Regions from separate parts of the Homo sapiens genome. Here all the other regions are linked to region 3. Evidence: read pairs that join two places in POLR2A ChIA-PET (ENCODE). Cell type or tissue: HepG2. All regions are shown on one strand.

Region 1 (8,000 bases), 96 kb after region 3:
AAATACAGATGTGAAGAGACCACTTTGACTCAGCATGGGAAATGCTACCATGTGGGGTGGACAGGGACCAGCAAGCAGAGGGAATGGGGTGAGTCCCATATGTGTGACTGCAGGGGACAATCGAGCAAGACCTTACCTTATCTGCCCCACCCCTTCCACCCTGCTGACCTCACCCACTGCATTTTTTTTTTCTCACCCCACTCCACTAGTCATCTTGCTCTTTCTGGAACTTACCAAGCCTGCTCACTCTCAGATCTTTGCACTCTTCACTGCCTTCTCCTGGAAGATTCTTCCTCTAAATATTCATATCATTTGTTTTCTCAGTTCATCGTGACCTCCAGACAAATGTCACCTCATCGAGGTGGTCTTCCCAGACCACCCCGTTCAGTTCCAGATCCACACCTTCTTTCCTGCAGGGGATTAGGCTACGTCCTGTAAGCCTCAGTATCTCCCCTGTACAATGGGGTGATTGGTATGGTTTGGGGATTAAATGATATGAGGTGTGGGAACAGGGCTTGGCATACAAAAGCCCCCTTTCCTCTACGTATGCCTTTCCTTCACTCTGCACTTTGATCATATTTGTTCTCAAGCAAAATGACTCAAGAAGCTGGGAAAGAGGAGTCCTGATTAACATGAAACCTCTTCCTCTCCATTTAATTCTTGGCAAGTTCAATGAAAGTAATTGGTTTGAATAAGCTTTAAAAGAGGAATGATGCCAGGTTCAGTGGCTCATGCCTGTAATCCAAGCACTTTGGGAAAACGAGGTGAGAAGATCACTTTAGGTCAGGAGTTCGAGACCAGCCTGGTCAACATGGTGAAACCCCATTTCTACTAAAAATATAAAAATTAGCTGGGCATGGTGATGCATGCCTGTAGTCCCAGCTATCTGGGAGGCTGAGATATGAAAATCGCTTGAATCCAGGAGGCAGAGGTTGCAGTGAGCCGAGATTGCACCACTGCACTCCAGCCTGGGGGACAGAGCAAGACTCCATCTCAGGAAATAAATAAATAAAGAAACAAACAAACAAACAAAAGAGGAATGAGATTAGTGATGGAAGGCTAAAGCGTTTTTGACTTTCAGAGCCACTAACAGGGTCAGTACTGTGCAGCTCAGTCAGAATGCGTGTGTTGACTTTCTGTCAGTGCCTCTGACTATTAGAGAAATAGGCGCTTGGGATTGAGAGGATAGAGGCAGACGAAGCACAGTCATGTGCCACATACCATTTCCAAGGACAGACCACATCTATGACTGCAGTCCCATAAGATTATAATGGAATCAAAATATTCTTATTGCCTTGTGTTTACCATACTATAATTTTTATCATTATTTTAGAGTGCACTCCTTCTAGCTATAAATTTAAAAAAAAAAAAAAACTGGAAAACAGCCTCAGGCAGATCCTTCAGGAGGTATCCAGAGGACGGCATTGTTATCATGGGAGATGACAGCTCCACGCATAGTATTGCCCCTGAAGACTTCCAGTGGGAACAGATGTGAAAGTAGAAGACAGTGCGATATTGATGGTCCTGACCCTGTGTAGGCCTAGGCTAATGTGTGTGTCTTCGTTTTTTAACAAAATGTCTTAAAAAGTATAAAAAGAAAAATTTAATAGAAAAAAGCTTGTAGAATAAATATGTAAAGAAAATATATTTCATACAGCTATACAATGTGTTTGTGTTTTAAGTGTTATCACAAAAAGTCAAAAAGTTTAAAAAACTAAAAAAATTATAAAGTAAAAATGTTACAGTAAGCAGTTAATTTATTATTGAAGGAAGAAAATATGTTGTTATAAATTTAGTGTAGCCTAAGTGCACAGTGTTTGTAAATTCCACAGTCCTGTGCACAGTCCTGTCCTAGGCCTTCACATTCACTCACTCTTCATTCACTGACTCACCCACAGCAACTTCCAGTCCTGCAGTCTCTATTTGTGATAAGGGCTTGATATGGTTTGGCTGTGTCCCCATCCAAATCTCATCTTGAATTGTAACTCCCACAATTCCCACATGTGGTGGGAAGAAACTGGTGGGAGGTAATTCAATCATGGGAGCGGGTCTTTCCCATGCTGTTCTCGTGATAGTGATAAGACCCACGAGATCTGATGGTTTTTAAAAACAGGAGTTTCCCTGCATAAGCTCTCTCTCTTTGCCTGCCACCATCCATGTAAGATGTGACTTGCTCCTCCTTGCCTTTTGCCATGATTGTGAGGCCTCCCCAGCCATGTGGAACTGTAAGTCCATTAAGCCTCTTTCTTCTGTAAATTACCCAGTCTTGGGTATGGCTTTATCAGCAGTGTGAAAACGGACTAATACAGTGCCCTACACAGGTGTATCTTTTTTTTTTAATCTTTTACACCATATTTGTATTGTACCTTTTCTATGTTTAGATACACAAACACTTACCATTGTGTTACGGTTGCCTGAGGTGTTCGGTACAGTAACATGCTGTACAGATTTTGTATCTTAGAAGCAACAGACCAAGCCATCTAGCCTAGATGTGTAGTAGGCTATGCCATGAAGGTGTGTGTGTACACTCTATGATGCTCCCACAATGATGACATCACCTAACAACACATTTCTCAGAACATACCCCATTGCTAAGTGTCACAGGACTGTAGCTGGTAGAGCAAGACCTGTGGAACTTCAGCCTGGGAAGAGAGATGCTTGAGTCAACCACCATGGCCTTACTCCTGGCTGCCTGTCTGTTTGGGGAGGGGAGAGGCTGATACAGGGCAGGAGTTGAGAGGATTGCGATGCTGGGGTGAGGGCAGCTGTGAAGTGCTGTGCATTGGGCGAGTGCAGAGAACTTTTCCTTCAGACACACAGAAATCTTCCCCTCACAGGAGACAGGCTGAGCTGTCTCCTCTCTATCACAGATGAAGCTGAGCTAAAGTACTCAATGCTCTGAGGTCATGGGTTACAAGGACCTTGCCTGGGGAGGTACAAGGTGTTTTGAGCAGTGCCCTCTGCCTGGGCCAGGGGTGTGACCCTGACTCTCCAGGCATCACTGCCAGGCTCTTCCCCCAGAAGCCCCCTCCTCAGGCACTCAGGGATGCCTTTCCATGTCCATATTCTATTGTCTTCCAGAATCCACTTCCCCTACTCAAATAAGAAGGAAGCTCTTTTAATCAGATCCAAGGGCATCAACACAGCTGAATTTGACTCTGAATTGGGGTCTGTGTTTTAATGATTTCACCATTACCATTCCTAGCAATAACTCCACAGATTTTCCCATTACAGAACACACAACCCTCAGAAGCTTAAACTATAGAGACATCCATTGTTTGCTTAACAAGAAGGCTGGAGCTGGGGGTTCCAAGGCCTTTTAATAGCTCTGTGGGTATCCAGGTTCTTGACAGTAGTTCTCTTTGCATTCCCCTTGTGGCCAAAGGTGGCTTCAAAGTCCAAGAAGTGCAACCTCTCAAAAGCATCCCAAGCAAGTAGAAAGGAGAGCCTTCTTTCTACGACAGTCAGGAAAGAAAATGTTTCCAGAAGCGTCCAGCAGACTTTCCCATATGTCTCATTGGCCAGATTGGGCCACCTGCTCACCCCTAGACCAATGAACAGGATGTCTTCCTTTTGCTCCCCAAACTCATATTCTGCTCTTTAATACCCTATGTAGACTGGTAAAGCCTACCTGTAAAGATTTTAGGGTTCCTGTATACCCGGATGGTCTCAGCCAATGGGGGGTGCCAGTTCAAGGTCTCAGGGAGAGAAGACAATGATGGGGAGAGGGGAAGGAGTCCCCTGACATCCCCCCTGGCTTGACCTCAGGCTGGATGAGGACTTTGAGATAAGGTCATTGCTCCTGTCAAGGACTCCCCAACTTGACTCTCTCCTAAATTCTCCTTTCTTGCTCCCTTAGGTCTAGAGTTGAAGGGATCCTTCTCACAGGGAAGGCAACTCAGGCTGTTTTCTGTGGTTACTTCACTCTTCCTTGCGTTACTACACATTCACATTCCTATAAATAGCCTATTTTCAGGAAATGCCCGTTAAATTACCTTATTAAGACTGTGCCATCAGTTGCTTCTTGGGTCCCCAATTTGCCACTACATGTCATTGCGAAGTAGAATCGCAGTGTAGACGAATCGTATTTCATTCCCCTGGGGCAAGGGAAAGAGCTTACTGTTTCTGAGAACAGTGTTTGTTACTCACCTGAAACTTGGACCCCTATCTGGGTCTGTTACCAAGAAGAATTTGAACCCGTGGCTTGAGTAGGCAATGAACAATTTCTGCCACCATCTAAAGCCACAGTTCTCTAGCTGTCATGTGTGTTAGAATCTTCTGGAAGCCTTGTTAAAGTTTCCTTTAACAAGGTCTGGAGTGAGCCTGAGAATCTGTCTTTCTAACAAGTTCCAAAGTGATGATGTTGCTGGAAAGGGACTGCACTTTGAGAACCACTGACGTGTACTTTAGACTTTAAGTCATCCTGGTGAGACTGAGTTGTGGGAATAAATTATCCACAGGTGAAAAGAGCCAGAAGGCAGGTAAGTAGAAAAAGAACAACAGACGACAGGGGGAGAGGAGGATGTGGAGAAAGTGAAGATCTCAACTGGATTTCTAGGTGCTGCTCAAGGCCACCCTCTGTGCGAAGCTCCCAACCCAAAGGGTCCTTCCCTGCTCTTGGCACTCAGGTGGCAGCACAGGTGTCCCACACTGTATGTTTAGCTGTCTGTCTCCAGTAGGCTTCAAGTAAGTTTTCTTTCTTTCTTTTTTTTTTTTTTTTTTTTTTGAGACAGGGTCTCACTCTGTCCCAGGCTGGAGTGCAGTGGCACGATCTCCACTCACTGCAACCTCTGCCTTCCAGGCTCAAATGATCCTCCCAGCTCATCCTCCTCAATAGCTGGGACTACAGGTGCACGACTCTATGCTGGGTCAATTTCTGTACTTTTTGTAGAGACGAAGTTACGCCATGTTGCCCAGCCTGATCTCAAACTCCTGGGCTGAAATTATCTGCCCGCCTCAGCCTCCCAAAGTGCTGGGATTACAGGTAAGCAAATTTTCTCAGGCTGGGAAATAGAAGAGTCTTCTCCACTTTCCCACCTGAGCAGCCGGCACTGCGAGGGGTATGCCCAATTGTCACTGAGAAAGGGAGCAGTGGAGATGGCAAAGGGGAAGAGAGAGGAGAATGAGAAAGGAAGAGAAGGAAAGAAAAAGAGAAAGAGATCATACAGGAGAATCTCCAGGAGAATCTCCAGGAGCTGATGAAAATGCGACTTTCAATCCAGCTTGTTTGGGGTGTGGCCAGAGACCATGCATTCTAACACTCCCCCACATTGATGTGGAACCACTGGTCCCTGGCCTGCACTGAGGTAGTGACACTCACCAAATACCCTCTCTTTACCTACTCACATTCACAGCAAATACTAAGACCTCTAGCACAGCGGTTCTATAACACAAGTGCACCAGAATCACTGGAGAGTTCTTGAAGACACAGATGACTGGGCTCATCCTTAGTTTCCAGTTCCATCCTGTGGGGTGGGACCAGAGAGACTGCATTCCTGACAAGTACCCCCAGGTGACACAAATGATGCTGACATTTTGAGAACTGGTATACTAACCAGCAGGACTTTTTTCTTGCAATTTCTATAGCATTAAGTGACAGATACAGCCTCTATTGATTCCAGATGTTAATGGTTTGGGGTGCTGATAAAAAAGAAAGCTATTTTTTTTCTCTCACAAAACCCCAGGCAAGAGGTACACCAGGCCCTGACCATCTAAAATATAATCCAACTTCACCACCTGCTGGTTACTTCAAGAAGTACATATAGTGGCTGAACATCCTGTTTGAAAACGGCTCATTGCAAATTAATCTTGGCAAACATAGTGCGATGCTAGACACTAACCACCACTATTTTCATCTTCATTCCTCTAGGAAATAAATATGATTTGGGTGGTTATAAAATCAGTCCCCCGATTCACGGATAACTAACATTCGGTAATATTTCCAATGTGCCAGACATCTGCCCTTTGACAACTGATGTACATGAACTCTACGGAAAACTGAAGTGCAGGGAATTTAAGTAACTTGCTTAAAGCCACACAGAGAGAAGTGGTGGTGACCAGGCGTGGTGGCTCATGCCTGTAATCCCAGCACTTTGGGAGGACGAAGCGGGCAGATCACGAGGTCAGGAGTTCGAGGCCAGCCTGGCCAACATGGTGAAACCCCATGTCTACTAAAAATACAAAAAAAATTACCTGGGCATGGTGGTGGGTGCTGTAATCCTAGCTACTCGGGAGGCTGAGGCAAGAGAATTGCTTGATCCCAGGAGTCGGAGGTTGCAGTGAGCCAAGATCGCGCCACTGCACTCCAGTCTAGGCGACACAGCGGGACTCCATCTCCAAAAAAAAAAAAAAGAAAGAAAGAAAAGAAAAAGAAAGAAAAAAGTGGTGGAGACAAGATTCAAACCAGTTATTCTGCACCCAGAGTCCCACTCTAAATCCCCAGGCTAGGGTACTTCCCCCCAAAATAGCTAGAGGTAATATCCACTTAGTAATTTTTTAATTAATTAGCTCATTCCAACCAGAAACATAGCATTGGAATATACTTTAGATACAAACTTGTTCACACATTTATTTTATACAGAAAAAATCTGGGGCACAGAGAGGTGAAGTGACTTGCCCAAAGCCACACAGCAAGTTGGTGACAGATCAGCAAAGTCGCCTAGGCTCCTTTGGACACAGCACACTTTCAGCAAAGTTTCCTAAGGGTTTGCAGGGCTCCAGCATTGGGCTGTGCCCTGTGGCAAAAGGAGAACTGGGAATGTGCCCCTGCCCCTGGACAATTAGAGGTTCTGATAATATTTGGGGGCTATGACTCTGGAAATAATGAGTCCACTCATTAAAAAAATATAAAGGGTCCTTCACATTTTCTTTCTTTCTTTTTTTTGTTTTTAAGACAGGGTTTCACTCTTGTTGCCCGGGTTGGAGTGCAGTGGCACAATCTCGGCTCACTGCAACCTCCACTTCCTGGGTTCAAGCAATTCTCCTGCCTCAGCCTCCTGAGTAGCTGGGATTACAGCTGCCCATCACCATGAGTGGCTAATTTTCTGTATTTTTAGTAGAGACGGGGTTTCACCATGTTGGCCAGGCTGGTCTTGAACTTCTGACATCAGGTGATCCACCTGCCTCGGCCTCCCAAAGTGCTGGGATTACAGGGGTGAGCCACCATGCCCGGCCTTCACATTTTCTATTCCACCATTTAAAAAATATGTTCTAGTCATTTGAATAAGCTATTAAGATTTCTGACATGTACTACCTGGATTATTATTTACTCAATATTTTTTCTGTAACCTATTCATTTTGTTTTTATTAGTTCTTGCCCTAAAGTAATAATATTTGTCCAATGAAGTGTGTGACATTACTTGATACATTTGTTGCTTGATTTATTCATTTAAATACATGGAATTCATCACACACCGGGGCCTGTCGTGGGGTGGGGGGAGAGGGGAGGGAAAGAATTAGGAGATATACCCAATGTAAATGATGAGTTAATGGGTGCAGCACAACAACATGGCACGTGTATACATATGTAACAAACCTGCACGTTGTGCACATGTACCCTAGAACTTAAAGTAGAATTTTAAAAAAAAATTTTTAATCAAAAATAAATAAATAAATAAATACATGGAATTCATTTGTGTAATGCCTAAAAGCATCCAGCTCTCCACAAGTTACATCTCCCTAACTCTGGGGAAAAGTGACCAGGTCTTCAGTTGCCCTGCGACCTGTCTTCCTATCCTGGCAATGATGTCTGCAGGTTATATGAAGTGAGGAAGTTATATTAACCCCACTTTTCAGATGGTATAACTGAGCTTATTAAATTTATGCCTAGTGTTCCATTATTGGAACGCTAAGCATGTGGGAGTTAGTTATATCCTGCTTCTCAAAGTCTGATTTTTCAAAGTTAAAAAATTGCAACCTCAGGCATAAATGGGTTAACCTCATTGAACCCCTGCTTTGCTGTCTGAAAAGTGGGGTTAATATCACTTCCTATCTGATACGCT
Region 2 (8,000 bases), 72 kb after region 3:
TACTGCTACACACAGGAATCTTTGAGGCCTATGTCCCAAAGCTAGTTTCATCTGCAGTGACCTGAGAGATTGTTAGATAATGTCACAGTGTCCTCTGCTGTTTCCTAAATGTGGATTGGGATAATTAATTACTGAATATTGTGGTGAACGTCTTGATACACCTCAAGTAAGGAACAAGCTGCACACACAGCCGACTCCTCCAAGGAAACCCATATAAGGGCAACATTCCTGGCCTTGAGAACATCAAAATTTCTTTGCCCTCTCCTCTCTGTCCACCTGAGCCAACTCTGTAATATTCTATATGGGGTGAGGAATTCATTCCCGACCTAAAGATGATCAGCTCTTGAGATGAAATGTGCCAGATGAACATCCCTGCATTACCTCATCCTCCTTAGCTACCAGCTTTGCAAACCTCAAGGGATGATGTAGCCCTTAGTGAAATGCACCCCAGAGCACTACCTCCATGACCTCCATGACCATTTCCAGGCTGCTTTCAGTTATGGACCACCTTTTTTTTTTTTTTTTTTTTTTTAGTTATGGACCACTTTAAACACATGTGTTTTTTTCATTTTTTTCTCTGAGTGTTCTTCAACCTTCAGACACATATTGGCAACAATTAAAACACATATATCAATACCTTTTTGGGGGCAGAGAAATTAGAAGGTGCCAGTTTAAACTCAAGTCTCTTCCTTCACCTCCTTTCCTCAAATGTCATCATCTTTCCAAAATTCCATGCTGCTAAAGACATGACCAAGATACGGTTTCACATTTTAAAAAATAAAATGTGGGTCAGGCGCGGTGGCTCACACCTGTAATCCCAACACTTTGGGAGGCCAAGGTGGGCGAATCACCTGAGGTCGGGAGTTCGAGACAGCCTGACCAACATGGAGAAACCCCGTCTCTACTAAAAATACGAAAGCAGTCAGGTGTGGTAGCGCGTGCCTGTAATGCCAGCTACTTGGGAGGCTGAGGCAGGATAATTGCTTGAACCCAAGAGGCGGAGGTTGTGGTGAGCCGAGATGGTGCCACTGCACTCCAGCCTGGGCAACAACAGCAAAACTCCATCTCAAAAAAATAATAATAATAAAATTAAATTAAATTAAATTAAAATTAAAATGAAATAAAACGTGACTTGTTTCCTCAAACTAAAGATGTGCAGATCACAGATTGTTAAATCTTAGCTTGACACATCTTACCAGCAATTTTTAAAAATTATACACACACACACACACACACACACACTCCTTTTCCTTGATCCAAATGTCCGCACTATTTATTAAGAAGAAAATAAAATTATTATAAATATATATATACATTCTAACTCCAAAAGCATGAAGAGTGTAATGCATGACAAATAATTAGAATCATCAAGTCCACATGGATCTCAACAGGATTATATGTTCAGAAAACTCGTAAATGCATGTGAAGGAAGTGTAATCATCCACTGAAGTAGGTACTTTCATTATCCCCCTTTTACAGATGAGGAAACCAAGACAGAGGCAGAAGTAACCTACCCAAAGATACACAGTAGGTAAGTGGCAGAGCTGGGGCTCAGACCCCAGCAGTCAGGCTCCGAAGCCACACGTGTAATGACTACATTATAATGCTTTACTCCAGACAAGTGGTAAATAAAAGGATTTATTGAGCACCTACTATGTGCCGTGCACTGTGCTTATTGTGGGGAGTGTAATATGGACAGAAAAGCAGACACAGTTCCTGCCTCAGGAGAATGCTGGTCTTCCAACATCACCCAACCAGGAGTCCTACAAGGAGCTGTCAGCGCCTTTAGAGGGGCTTTTGTTCCAATTAGAAATGAAAGTCTGCTCTTTTTCTTTGAGACAAGGTCTTGCTGTGTTGCCCAGGCTGGAGTGCAGCGGCACAATCACAGCTCACTGCAGCCTCGACCTCCTGGGCTCAAGGGAGCCTCCTGCCTCAGCCTCCTAAGGTAGCTGGGACTACAGGTGCACTCCACCATGCCCTGCTAATTTTTAAGTTTTGTGTAGAGATGGGGTCTCACTATGTTGCCCATGCTGGCCTTGAACTCCTGGGCTCAAGCGATCCTCCCACCTCAGCCTCGTCAAGTGCTGGGATTACAGGCAGGAGCTACCATGCTGGCTCTTTGCTTTTTAGGGCTGCTCATACAGAGACCCATGAATGGGATGCCCTCTTTTGAGGATGACATTTTAAAGAGCATCTCATTGGCCCAAATTTGCAAACGATTTGAAGCACATGCTCCTCGCAGTTCATAATTCCCCTTTCGGGATCTCAGGGCACACACAGGACCTCCTCTCCATTTCTCTTGCGGTGCTTAGAAAATGAAAGCTACATTCCTCCCTTCAACAGCCCCAAACAGTACACTATCCACTTAACCAGTTACAGGATGGAACCACCTCAATGTATCAAGTAAATAACCTCAAGTAGATAAACTCTGAAATCCTTTGGAGTGATTAGCCTTAGAAGAACGTCAGGAATAAATTCATTTATTGATGAGGCCATAAAAAGCATACACTCCATTAAAGGTTATTCATTTCTACAATCTTAGGGCTATTTAATTCAGGATCAGAATTTCACAGGGCCTACAAAAATGGTTAAGACCTGGCCTGGCGGGGTGGCTCACGCCTGTAATCCTAGCACTTTGGGAGGCCGAGGTGGGCGGATCACTTGAGGTCAGGAGTTCAAAACCAGCCTGGCCAACACGATGAAACTCCATCTCTAATAAAAATAAAATAAAAAAATTAGCCAAGCGGGCACCTGTAATACTAGCTACTTGGGAGACTGAGGCAGGAGAATCGCTTCAACCCGGGAGACAGAGGCTGCAGTGAGCCGAGATCGTGCCACTGCACTCCAGCCTGGGTGACAGAGCAAGACTCCGTTTCAAAAAAAAAAAATGGTTGAGACCGGAAAACAAAATATTTCTAACATGTGAAAAGGAAATATCAATATCACATATAATAGATGTTTAATAAAGTATCTGCAAAGCAGAAAACTATGTCCATAATCAACTGCATACATATACATATGTGTATATGTATGTGTGTGTGTGTGTGTAAATATGATTTTGTGTGGGATGTGGTTGAAATCAAATCTATTAGAGTATGCAGTAGAACATTCAGATATAAGAACAACATGAGTTTGAAGAAAAGAAATTTGTGAAGAATAGTCAGGAAGTCTAAAACTTAACTGTATGTTGCATTAGGCTTCCGAAGAGCAACCCAAAGCAATTATTTTATCTTTCCTGCTCTTGGAATTTTTAAATGTTTCTTTCAATTACTTGTCTGAAGTGAGTGGCCCATTTTGCAAGGTAGCGTTCCCTTGAATTCATGCCCCGGGTATTTACTGAGTGCCTACACTGTTGAATGACAGTCACATTCCTCGTCAAGGCTTACGTCTAATCAACATCTTCAAAGCCCTGCTTGGTCTGCTCTGGCACCAGGAAGCAGAGACAAAATCAACAGTGTCTCCTTACCTGACTGGCTTTGGCAAGAGGCAACATGACTTTGCATTCCCCAGGGAGGAATGTTGCCCTCGCCCAAGAGCGAATACAGCCGGGTGAACCTGCTCACCTCTCAGCGCCCTCCCTCTGGTCTGAGTGATTCAGAGGGAGACCTGCCACGTTAGTGCTCCTGACTGGGTTTGGTGAGCCTGAGAAACAGGCAGCTTGCCCTTTGATGTGTCTAGACACAGCGATGATTCAGAGATCCCTCTCCAGAGTGCCCGTGAGGAGTGCTGGAAATGTCAGGAGGAAGAAGCCTGCCTTCATGAGGTCCCTGTTGAGCAAAGCAGGCCCCAGGCTGGACATCAATCCTCTCTAGTCACTCCCTCTCTTCCCCTGAAGGAACCAGATGATGAATCACCCACTGGAAAGGTCCACTTCTTTCCTTCCTAATAAACAAAATACAACTTTCAAACCCCATTGAAAAAGGAACCAGGCCTAGTTCCCTCTAACAATACCTGTTTACCTATTGATTTTGCCATGGCTCAGAAAATATGTATGGTGTCCTTAGGAGGACTAAAGTGGTTTTCATATGTAACTCACATCCCCAGGTTCCTTTAGGTGTTTTCTAGAGTAGAGGACCTTAGCCTGGGGAGTAAGGGAGGCAGAGAAGGCCTGAGCATCTCTGAAAGGCCGTCAAAATGTGCATGAACGTTCGTCAGGACAGGGTTTTTAGCTGGGGATTCAAAGGTTAAGAATCTGCTAGCTCTCCAGACTAACTGAGCTCAAAGTCTTGAATTTGTACACAGGGCCAGGCAATGTTCTATACATTCATTTAATCCTCCTAAGCAAGTTACGAATTGACACTGCTATTTCCACATCCCCGTCTTACCAACTCCACATTAAGCTACCAATAACAGTGGCATAACCAGGAATCCGAACCAGGCATGCTGGCTGTAGCATTCATGCACCTAACCACCGTACTGCTTAAATAAAACACAGATAAAGTGACTTACTTATCTACATTTTAGTTGTACCTAGTCTGAGTGAGAAGTTGGGAAGAAAAAGTGACTTCGACCAAGAAGAAATGCAGAATTACCTGGGCTGTTTGTTGATCAATCCACTAGGACATTTGGCAAATTTTCCCGTGCTTACTATCTTGTGTTTTGGAGATGTGTATGCATGTGTGTGTAGGTGCGTGTGTGTGTATATGTGTGTGTATAATTTGTGACCCAAATTTTAATAGGTGAAAAATCAGTTAGATTTCTATCCTCAATTATTTTATTATAATTTAGTTTCCTATTCTAAATAATTTGAAACATGGTAACTATTTTAGTAATTTTGGGGAAGACAATGTCTGTTCAAGGACTTTTTTGATTAGCATTTTAAAGTAAACATGTTTGTTCACTAAATAGGGAAACCCACAGTCTGGGGAACTGACTTTGTCTTAAATGATGGTCTTCACCAGAAACTGAAGTTCATGAGTTTATGAGTCATCTCTGGCTCATTCTTCAAGTTTGCATTAAAAGTCAGGAGAAAAGGCTTATAATCAGGCTGGGTGTTTTGCTGCTGTTTTTCTTGTTGTTTTGCATTAAAGATGCTCAAAATGAATTGAGAAATAAAATCAGCCGTGCATAAATAATGGGCTTAGCCTCCTGGTCAGTGTCATGTGCAGAGGCAGAAATGGTTCCAGTGGCTGACTTAGTTAGGGGAAGGAGTAGTATTTGGGCATTAAAGATTTACCAAATTGTATTTTTGCAATTCTATTTTTGGGGTTCTGCTGAGCAAAAAAAAAAAAAAAAAAAAAAAAAGCCCTGCAGCTCATGAACCTGGACTCTGAACATCCTCTCTTTAGTTTACTATAAAAAGAAAACTCTTTAATAAAAAACAGTGAACAGAACTGGGATGAAAGTTTAAGGTTTTCTTTAGTCAACAGCTTTCCTGTGGTTCCTGAATTTCTGGCTGAACAAGCACAAATTGGTGAATAATGGAGGCAACCAAAGTAAAATATAGGAAACCGAAGTAAAATATTAAAATATTGTCTTTACTGAAGGTCCTTCTTCAGGATAAAGAGTTAAGAAAATGATCACACTAAGCATTCCTTACTTAGGTAAACATTGACAGGAAGTGAGGTGAGAACTACCTTGTCAGAAAATGTGTGGGATGCTGGAAGATTCTTTAATGCAAGTCACAGACTGGCAGGTTCCCAGCCAAATGTGGACCTCACATGGGCTTTTTTGGCTTGCATGATGTGTTTTAAACTTTTGAATTTGTTGACAACTTTTAAAAATTGAGGGAGTGCATTCTCAAAGTTGATATTTTTCTCTTGCCTTCAAAAGTTAGACCTGTTGCCAGTCGGGCGCAGTGGCTCATGCCTGTAATCCCAGCACTTAGGGAGGCCCAGGTGGGTGGATCACCTAAGGTCCGGAGTTTGAGACCAGCCTGGCCAACATGGTGAAACCCCGTCTCTACTAAAAATACAAAAATTAGCTGGGCGTGGTGGTGCGCACCTGTATTCTCAGCTACTTGGGAGGCTGAGGCAGAAGAATTGTTTGAACCTGGTAGATGGAGAGTGCAGTGAGCCAAGATCACACCAGTGTACTCCAGCATGGGCATCAGAGTGAGACTCCATCCCAAAAAAAAAAAAAAAAAGTTAGATCTGTCTATGGTGGGCCCACTTTCTGCTTAGCACAGCTGGCTACAGCTGAGTAACAAAGCCCCCTTGGACGGGCCAGACCCTTGGCTTGTTTGCCTGTTTCCACCATTCCGTAGAACCTCCCACCTGGTCTATCTCACTCATGCAAAGCCCTAGCTTTACCTCATACACATTTGGAATTTTCATATGTGCCATGGCTATGGACCAGTCATTTCTTCACTGCAGTTCTTATTTTATTTACTTTAAAAAAAAATGTTTTAACTTGAAAACTAAAGGTCTCTTTAGTTCTATTCAGCTGTAAAATTCTATAAGAGAAGTACTTTCCTACCCTCATGAAAAATCTCATTGGAAAGGGTGGAAAAAGAAACTAACATTATTTTCCTCATGATTTCTGGGCCTAGAAATTTCTCTAGAATACTATGATTTGCATGTCTGAATCTTTTGTTCTTCTATTTCATCCTCTTTTATTCTTTTCCATAAAAAAAAAAAATCAGTCTATTCCCTGCTCCATCCCTCACACATCTTTGTCCTTTCTTCCTGGTGACATCTTCGGTTTCCAGACTGACATTGCCAGTCACGATGTCCAGGACCCAACTGATTAAAAAATTCTTATTTTCTTATATGAGCTATATCACTAAATTAATATTCTAACCTGATCTGTAAGAACTTAGCCCTGTTGGACTACAGATATGTCTACAGATGCCACCAGGGCACCTATAAGACAGGAAGACACTGTCTAGACACTCGCCTTCTGTTCAGAGCAGGCCATGAACTGGTGACCACCTGGGCCTTGTCCAGTTTACAGGCATGTATCATTCAGCCCCAGTTTGTAGTTTCAAAAATTGGAATCTATTACTAAGATTAAAAACATAAATGAGACATTTCACAAACAATCCAGATTCCTAACTACTGTTTAAAATGGGAGATGTGTCTGACATGGGCCACATCCCCAGATGGCAAGAATTGGCCAAGCAGCTTCCCCTTGAGATGGGTCTGAGCTCTCCAGTCTGCCACAGGCCCCACCTGGCTCGTTTGCCCATATATACCATTTTTCTAGCTCCAGAAAGCACTGGAATCTGATCTGCAAGTTCCCGTTTGGGTTTGAAATGCCACCGCACTTTAACAATGAGATGCAAATCTAATTCGCATTCAGTACCCACATCCTGGTGGTAAACGTGCATTCTAGTATTATTCCCATTTTACAGATGATAAAATGAGATTTAGAGAAACGAAATCTGTTGCCCAAGGTACATGCCTAGCAAGTAGACCAGCCAAGGCATATCTGACCCCAAAGCCCATTTCCTTTACCAAATGTGATGCTTTGTCCTTCTTCTCCCTGCCTTCCTCCCTTTTTGTTACTTTTTTTCCTTCCTTCCTTCTTTCCTTCCTTCCTTCCTCTTTCCTTCCTTCCCTCCCTCCCTCTCTCTCCCTCTCCTCTCCTCTCTCTCTTTCTTTCTTTCTTCTTTCTTTCTTTCATAATAGTGTTTGTAGAAACTGAATTGACTCAAAAGAACACTTGTATTTGGATTCTTGGCTTCTTCTCTAAAATTGGAACATTTGCCAGTTTGTCAATACTAAGCCCTCATTCTCTGACCTCCCTCCACTTCTTAGCAGTGGGCTGGAGCTGAACAACTGCTGTCCCCAGAGCAGGGGCGCAGCTTCCCAGGCTGCTGAAACTCCCATCATTTTCACACCTGACTTTCTTCAATCCATCATGTTCCTGACAGCACCCACTGCCACCAAGGCTGACTTCTCCATTAGGAATAGTGTCAGGACCCAGGACCACAAAAATGTTTTTATTTCAATTTATTTTAAAATCAGAAGGAAAAAGAAATATAATAATGATAATGAATACGTCATAATGAATCCAACCTGTATTTTTCTTTACGCCAATGCAGTCATTACATATAA
Region 3 (8,000 bases):
CAGACCTCGTGAGAACTCACTCACTATCACGAAAACAGAGTAGGCGAAACCGCCCCCTTGATTCAATTATCTCCACCTGGTCTTTCCCTTGACACATGGAGATTATGGGGATTACAATTCAAGATGAGATTTTGGGTGAGGACACAGCCAAACCATATCAAGGTTCATTCTCTTCTGTTCTTCTACCATGTAAGGACATAGCATTCTGCCCTGCAGAGGACACAGCAACAAGTTGGCATCTTAGAAGGAGAGACTGGACCTCTCACCAGCCATTAAACCTACAGGTGCCTTGATCTTGGATTTTCCAGCCTCCAGAACTGTCAGGAATAAATCTCTATTGTTTATAAATTACCTAGACTCAGGACTTTAGTTGTAGCAGCATAGACTGACTAAGACACAAGCTTTCCTCAAACGCACCCATCTCCCAGACAAGAGCAGCATCCGCTGCCCCCTAAAGCAGCTTTCTACGCCTCCCTGGTATATTCCCTTTTGAATTCTGTGTCCCTGTTAAACTGAGAGCACCAAAGGAAACAGATCATGCCTGTTTTCTTCATCTCTGTTGTTGCGGCACCAACAGGAAAGTAGGTGCTTAACAAATGTTAACTAATGAATAAATCAATGCATGAATAAATAAGTGATAATGTATTTAGAGATTAATACAGTAATATATAATACAGCGTAAGCTGTTGAGGAATTCACTCCACTACAATGTACAAGAGTCCATAACTTATTGCATTCTTTTTGTTTTGTTTTGTTTTGTTTTTTGGCTAGGCCTAGTACTTACGCAAATTGTGATCATGTGGACTCATTGTTCGAGCAACACTCCTTTCTTCAGCAGATGGCACTGTGACCCCAAAATCTGGCATGTTATTTTTCTCTCTGCAACTCCTGAAGAATTGTCTACACGCTGCAAAGCAAGATGACACAAACCCAGGAAACCACTGCCTTTGGGCCAAAGTAGAATCATCTTTTGCTAGTTTGAATTCTTAACCGAATTTTTACCTGGCTAAAAGTACAGCATTTTTAAAAGCCCTTCAACGTATACAATGTTTTTAGACCTTTATAAAACAGACCATTAGTTAACCAACCCTATAAAGGAGGTAGTATTATCATTATTACACACAGATGGTATAACTGAGGCAAGAGTACGGGACATAATGTGCTCGAGGACACAGAGCTAGAAACAGTAGAGCTAGAGTTGAAACTGGCACCTCTTGCATTCCATGCTCTTAACCTTACATTACATTGCAACGGAAATGGAAAGAAAGGGAAGGGTGGGACAGAGATTGCAATGGAGGAATGAACATAACTTGGGAACTCCTAAGTTATGAGTTATTCGCAAGGTACAGAGAATAAAAAATAACACAAGAATTTTACTTCTTGTGAAAAGAACAAATTACAGAAGCTATTTTTGACAATAGTGAGTTTTTTTAGCTTATCCTTAAAGTAAACAAAAGTTTAGAGTTAATCATAACATATGTATACTATTATTTTTTAAGTTGTTCCTGCATCCAATGGTGACATAAACACATTGGCTCCAATAACAGAATGAGATTTCATTTCCAGGTAAAGATGCTACCTCGAGGCAAATTGAATGCTCAAATCTTTCTACAGGTAAAATCTTGTTTTAATAAAAGGCACTTCCACGTTTGTGTTTACACAATGAGCCTCTTCCCATATTCGGTCAGGTGTTATCTGAGCATACTGAAGGAGAGCTGAGGTCCTGGCTACGATGGATTCCATTTGACCTAATAAATGTTGAATTGCCAATGTAATCAGTGATTCTTGTAGCAGTGTAGGACATGGATCCTAGGAGAAGATTTCAGTACTTTGCGAGCTACCACTTGCTAAGCTCCGGAAAAGCTGTCTGCGAAGACATGAGGAGGAGGGGCAGTCCCTAAATTGTCAATGGCCTTAAAAAGAGGCTGTATTTCTCTTAAGCATTTAATATATACTTTGGGTTCTTAAATTAATTTTGCAAATTAATTCAGTTCAAACTATAGGTATAATTTTCATTTTGTAGGTGGTGAAAGGAGGCTCAGGACAATTGGGTAATGCCTCTAAGTTTCTATACCTTATATAACTGTTATCTGATAAAATAAGGATACAAATCGTAGTTATTCTCATCTACACTGTATTTTCCCATACCCATAAAAATTAAATATTATACTTCTCAAAAAGAATCCTGCCTCACTTCCTTTAGAACTAACTTTGTTCAAACAAATTTTAGTACCACCCAAGTAATTATGCTATCTAGTTATGTTTGTGAAACAAGTCTACATGTATTTTTTGCATAATTTGACAAGATATATAGGACAACATAGCAATGAAAACTTTTCTCCTTTTTATTTTAAGATCCCACTCCCCAAAGGGGGGGAACTGTATTAAAAGCACTTGAATAATGCATACATAGGGAATTAATCTATATAATGCATTATTTTAATAGGTTTATATCCAACTGTAACTCATCATTACAGACTTTATTTTGTAATAATCTCTTTGCTGATGGGGAATGGGAAGCAAAATTGTATTTATCAGACTCCACATTTGATTGGCTGCCCAAGAAGAATTAGTTCTCCTGAACATGTGGTGCTTGCCTCCCGACACCCATTTCGTGCTCTTCTGGCAATAGCCCTGATTTCAATGTGAGGACCCTCCCCTTCCTCCCTATCAGTCCATGTGATCTGGGTGGACTGTCATACCACCTTAGTGGTGGAGCCTGAGAACAGCCGTCAGCCATTCAGCAACTCATGGTCACATGACTGTTCAGGAATAAGCACAGAACCAAACTGAGGCCAATCAGAGCCTCAACTTCTGATTCCAATGGGAGCCAGAAGCCCTCTCTTCCTATTTGCTGTGAAGCTGTAGAAATGGCAGTTCTGGCATAGTGGCTGGTATCTTGCCATATCAGGAGCGAACTCATTTAAAAACGGAACCAACACAGAAGTGAAACTGAGGAACAGGGAGAGATAAAACAGGGCCTGATAGAAAGCATTCCCCTAGTCACACTGAGAGCTCAGCTAGCTGTCCCCTTGAACTTTTCAATGACTTGAGTCATTGAATTCATTTGCTTAGGAAAGTTTGGTTTAGTTATCTGTCACTTAAAATCAAAAGAGTGCTCACTGATGCGTCACGGCTACATTAACGTCTGGACAGAGCCTGAGACGAGGGCTTGCTGCAGGGAGTTCATGGTGGGAAGGGATCTGGGGAAGCTGGAGGAAACGTGAAAAAGGTGAAGATAGGAAGCTGTTCCAAGGGCTGCCACTGGGCTGATGACCCTGTGGGCCGCTGGAGCTTGCTCCTCCTGCAAACCCTCTGGTCTCCAGCACCTGTCCCTCAGAACTGTCCTCACTACAGAGACAGCATTTATCCACCCAGCCCCATTCAGCCAAGGGTTGCCCCGGTAGGTGTTACCTCTCCTGCACTTTCAGGTTTGGTCTTGCGCTAGATGGCTGCAGGTGCTGCCTGTGGCCAGTAGAAAAGCCCCAGGACATGAGGTACTACTGAGGTCAGGTTCACCTGGCCACAGCTGTTTGTCAACTTAATGCCAGAGCAACAAGATAGGTCAGGAGGACATAAGACAAGGCATCAAAGACGTCCAATGCTATTAAAATTCATTAGCATCACTGCACATTTGTTCCCTAAGATTAGACTTTATACATTTTGATAAAACTGGACAAGAACAGGGTTGAATCTGATGAAGCCCAACCAGGACTTAAATATTGATGTCTTTCACACACGATACTTACGACCAAATAAGTCCCCTTAAGGGAATTTTCTGCATCAAAGTCTTGGCAAATTGTCCTGCTGCAGAACCGGGTCAGACCAGCTGCACATGGGGAGGAGAGTTTTCCCTTGAAGTAAACGGATGGCCCCTGCTGTTACTCATTGCTGGAAAAATCAGCCTGAAAACAGCAAATGAGAGCAAGAGAGACGAACCTTCGATTCCGGTAAAGGAACACTCTCACCTTGACCCAGAGTTTAAGGGTAGGGTAGGAACATAATCCTGGCCTTGGCCTCTGACTCATTCATGCAACACATAGTTATTGAATGTCATCAGGAGCAACCACAGACTGTGAGGCCCAGTGCAGAACGAAAACCCAAGGCCTCTTGTTCAAACACTATTAACAATTTCAGGATGGCAACAGTAGAGCACTGAGTCATGTGCAGGGATCTTCTGAGTGCAGGACCCTGTGTGACCACACGGGCTGCATGCCTGCAAAGTCCGTCCTGTCATCTAGGTGTCACTTACTGTGCTAGGTTCTGGGCATACACTGGCAAACAAAACAGATATGACACCCACACTCAAAAAGCTTAGAGTCTAGCCTGGGGTGTATACGGTTCCCTCCATCAGTCTCTTTCCCAGATATCTTTCACAGCATGAGCACTCGCTATAGCGAGTTTGATTCACTATATGTATATATATATTTATATATGTAATGTATACATAAATATCTAAAATATATATTTATTATATATACATATACACATATAATATTTATATATATTTGTTCCATTTGTTTATATATATAAATATAGATATTTATTATATATTTGTTCCATCCTTATTCTCTCTGGGGGCACTCACCCATGCTATGCCCTCTGTTCTCTATAACTATATAAACTAATGTTTATATATTTATATTATATAAATATATGTAGATAAAATAATAATTATATATTATATAAATATATGTAGATGATATATATATAATTATATATTATATACACATAAAATTTTTCATGCAACTTATTCCCTAAGGCTCTGGAGTGCAGCTGAAGAATCAGTGATTACATTGGCTATTCTAATGCAGGGGTTATTGGCTATTCTAACGCAGAGCTATTCAAATGTTATCTGGCAATTTTGAAGAATGTCAGAAGTGTCTCCAGGAAGCAGGCGGATCTCTGAGGGGCAGCTTCCTATGGGATTGTCTAGTATAAATTTAACTATCAGCATTAACTGGGATGTCCAAGAGAGACACCAAAAAAGTTAGATTTACCCACCTGTTTGGGAAAGAAAAAATGTCTAAGCAATTTGAGCATTAAGAAATTGAAAGCAAGAATGTTGTTCAGATAACCCACAGGTATTTGAATGATACTGGCTGAATATCACTCTGTTTGGGTCTATTTTTTGTCAACCAAACAACCATTCGTTGAGGTTAACTTACTTCAATGTTGAATGTTAACGCGCTCTTCCCTCCACAGGTTTTTACCTGTCATATCTAGAGTTTTCTAGGATGCCACACCATGTATTCCAGAATAAGTCTTTCTGCTTCATTGGCTCCAGGTTTTTCATGATGTCCTTCACCACCTCTGCCACTTTGCCAAAAACTTCCTATAAGACCTCAGAGACAAAGCTTGGCTGATGGGAGAATTAAAGGGAAGTTCAATCAGAGAGTAACAGATACTGAGCAAGCTTAGACTTGACCTCAAGCCATGGAAGAGGCATGTTTCTTGATTGTCTCGTGATCTTCCACCTCAGCAACAGGAAACTCCACCTCTAGCCCCGGAAGCTGTTCCAGGGTCTTTGTGCCAAACTGACTTCCAAAATCCATTGAGTCTTCACTTACTATCTGGGGATTGGTCTATTCCTAAAACGATTAGCCGTGGGAATGTGTAGGGTTTACGGTTTGGATCTGAGACCATAGGTCAATCACACTGTAATTCATATCAATCATTTTCTCAAAGTATAGTTGTCCAATTTTAATAAATGTCATATGGAAGGTTGTATTCTAGGTACTTTTAAATCTCTCCTTTCAAGGAATTCAATGTCTTGGAATCCAATGCTTCCGTTGGGTGTCTTTGCCTGCAAGAAATTGAAACTAATTTGAACTACTTTAAACAATGAATGGTGATTTGCTAAGCAATATATGGGGTGTCTTATGGAACCTTTAGCAACCAGGATTCTAGTTTTAGGAAATCAAGTAGATTCCTTCGTGTTGAGGCAATTGTACTTTTAAAACATTTCTGCAAATTCTTTGATATCCTCCCATCAAAAGCCTACTTCCCTTCCTTTGAATATGGACTTATCTGGTGAGTCCCCTCTAACCAAAAAAGTGCAGCAGAAGCAGAAGTTGCCATATGACTTCCAAGGTTGGGCTAGAAGAGGTAATCTAGTTTTACCTTGTTCTCTCTGGGGGCATTAACCCTTGGTGCCCACCTTTTGTGCTGCAAGGAAGTCCAGGCACCCAGCAGTGTTCCAATCAATGGTCCCTGCTGAGACCCCAGCTCTCAGCCAGTATCAACTGCCAGACTTGAGTGAGGAAGACTTAAGGTGAATCTAGCCCCGGTCACCAACTCTCTGCAACTGCACAGGAAACCTCAGTGAGGAGATGAGAGTCATCTCCCAGCATGATGAGGTATGATAATAATAAAAGACTGTTATTGTTTCACACCACCAAGTCTGGAGTGTGATATATAACCAGAGCACCCCGGTAGCAATCAGGACCCCAGTATCAACTACAGAAGTGGAAGGGCACCAACTCGCTCTTCCCACTGCCAGCAGCCAGAGGGTGGGTAGATGACCTGGCGTCGATGGATCCACGGCTCTTAATTCTTCACAGCAGGATCCTCTGGTGGGGGGTTCTGGCCATGCATCAGTGGTGGGTTTCCGTTTTGGAATCCTCCCCACACCCCAAGCTTGATCATCTAGCCACACTTTTGCAAGCCTTTGAATGCAATACAATCTTTATGGATGAGGATAGCCGGGCCAGTTTCTGTTGCTTACAACTAAAAAAAGTCCAAATTGCTACTTGATCAGAAAGTGCCTTTGGAAGAGATTGCAGATGGAAACCATTAGGACATCAGACCTTTGCCTCATTTCTCCTCTGTGCTGTCTGCTCAACTGCTTCAATCCTCTTTACCTCTGCAAACCACCTTCCTCTATTGGCTTTAGTTATGTGTGGAGCAAAAATGGTCTCCCCTAGCTTCTGAGATCAAGAGGCCAGATCAGACGGATGAGCTGGATTTTTCTCAAATCCCAAATCAGTGCTTAGGAGTAAAAGTCTGATTTTTTGTAAAATTTTTCTCAAATCCCAAATCAGTGCTTAGGAGTAAAAGGCTGATTTTTTGTATTTTCAGTAGAGATGGGGTTTCACTGTGTTAGCCAGGATGGTCTCGATCTCCTGACCTCGTGACCTGCCCGCCTTGGCCTCCCAAAGTGCTGGGATTACAGGCGTGAGCCACCACGCCCAGCCCATTTAGCATATCGTAATCAATGCATGTTTAATCCCTTCCTGCTTTTCTAGAGCTTCCATAAGTTACTTACTTCACGTGAAGCATTTCTGCTGCCTTTCACATCTGGCTTTTCACGCTCACTTGCTTGTCTTTCCTTGTGGGATTCTTTGAGCCGTGATTCCATTCCGGGAAGTTCTGTGTTGGAGACTGTAATTACTGTCTTATACCTGGCATGCCCCTGTGTGTACTTCACAAGATTGGCATGCAGCAGAGGCCACCATCTTATAAATGTCACGAATGTTAGTTTCTTGAAAGTTGGTTGACAGAATAGTAGAGGATAGAACAACTGGGATTGGTCTCTTGTGCCTTCATTTATTGTCCTAGTTATAAATTTCCTGGGGCCAAACATGGTGGCTCACGTCTGGAATCTCAGCGCTTTGGGAGGCCAAGGTGGGAGGGATTGCTTAGGCCAAGAGTTCAAGACCAACATCGGCAACATAGGGAAACACCATCTCTACCAAAAATACATATATTTTTAAAATTAGCAAGCATGGTGGCACGCCCCTATAGTCCCAGCTACTCCGTTGGCTGAGGCAGGAGAATTGCTTGAACTCAGGTGTTCGAGGCTGCAGTGAGCTATGATCATGCCACTGCACTGCAGCCTGGGCAACAGAGCAAGACTTTGTCTTTAAAAAATTAAAATAAAATATCCTTGTTCATTTTACCTGATTAGAGAAAAAGAATTGGTCTATTTTTTTTTTTCTGAGACAGAGTCTCGCACTGTTGCCGGAGCTGGAGTGCAGTGGCGCAGTCTCAGCTCACTG

What was found. ChIA-PET counts read pairs that join two places held together with the same protein. Peaks named below come from ENCODE experiments on the same cell type or tissue, not always from the same donor. Only the 100,000 strongest peaks of a DNase experiment are listed, where the experiment ranks them.
Region 1: POLR2A ChIA-PET joins it to region 3 with 14 read pairs; 8 of 35 experiments call an interaction of 5 or more read pairs at or near these places.
Region 2: POLR2A ChIA-PET joins it to region 3 with 45 read pairs; 5 of 35 experiments call an interaction of 5 or more read pairs at or near these places.

Annotation. Positions count from the first base shown.
Region 1 is chr20:54,094,650-54,102,649 of GRCh38, reverse strand. No RefSeq gene overlaps it. Among named protein-coding and RNA genes, the nearest start is that of BCAS1, 28 kb to the right of the region's middle. In HepG2, a CTCF peak has its summit at 5,732 (motif pointing left); DNase peaks (open chromatin) are centred at 3,286 and 5,719.
Region 2 is chr20:54,119,384-54,127,383 of GRCh38, reverse strand. No RefSeq gene overlaps it. Among named protein-coding and RNA genes, the nearest start is that of CYP24A1, 51 kb to the left of the region's middle. RefSeq lists an enhancer at 3,025-3,830. In HepG2, a CTCF peak has its summit at 77; DNase peaks (open chromatin) are centred at 3,523 and 4,243; H3K4me3 peaks cover 2,076 bases.
Region 3 is chr20:54,191,025-54,199,024 of GRCh38, reverse strand. No RefSeq gene overlaps it. Among named protein-coding and RNA genes, the nearest start is that of PFDN4, 13 kb to the left of the region's middle. In HepG2, CTCF peaks have their summits at 847 (motif pointing right), 3,268 and 4,199; DNase peaks (open chromatin) are centred at 844, 2,744, 3,314 and 4,084.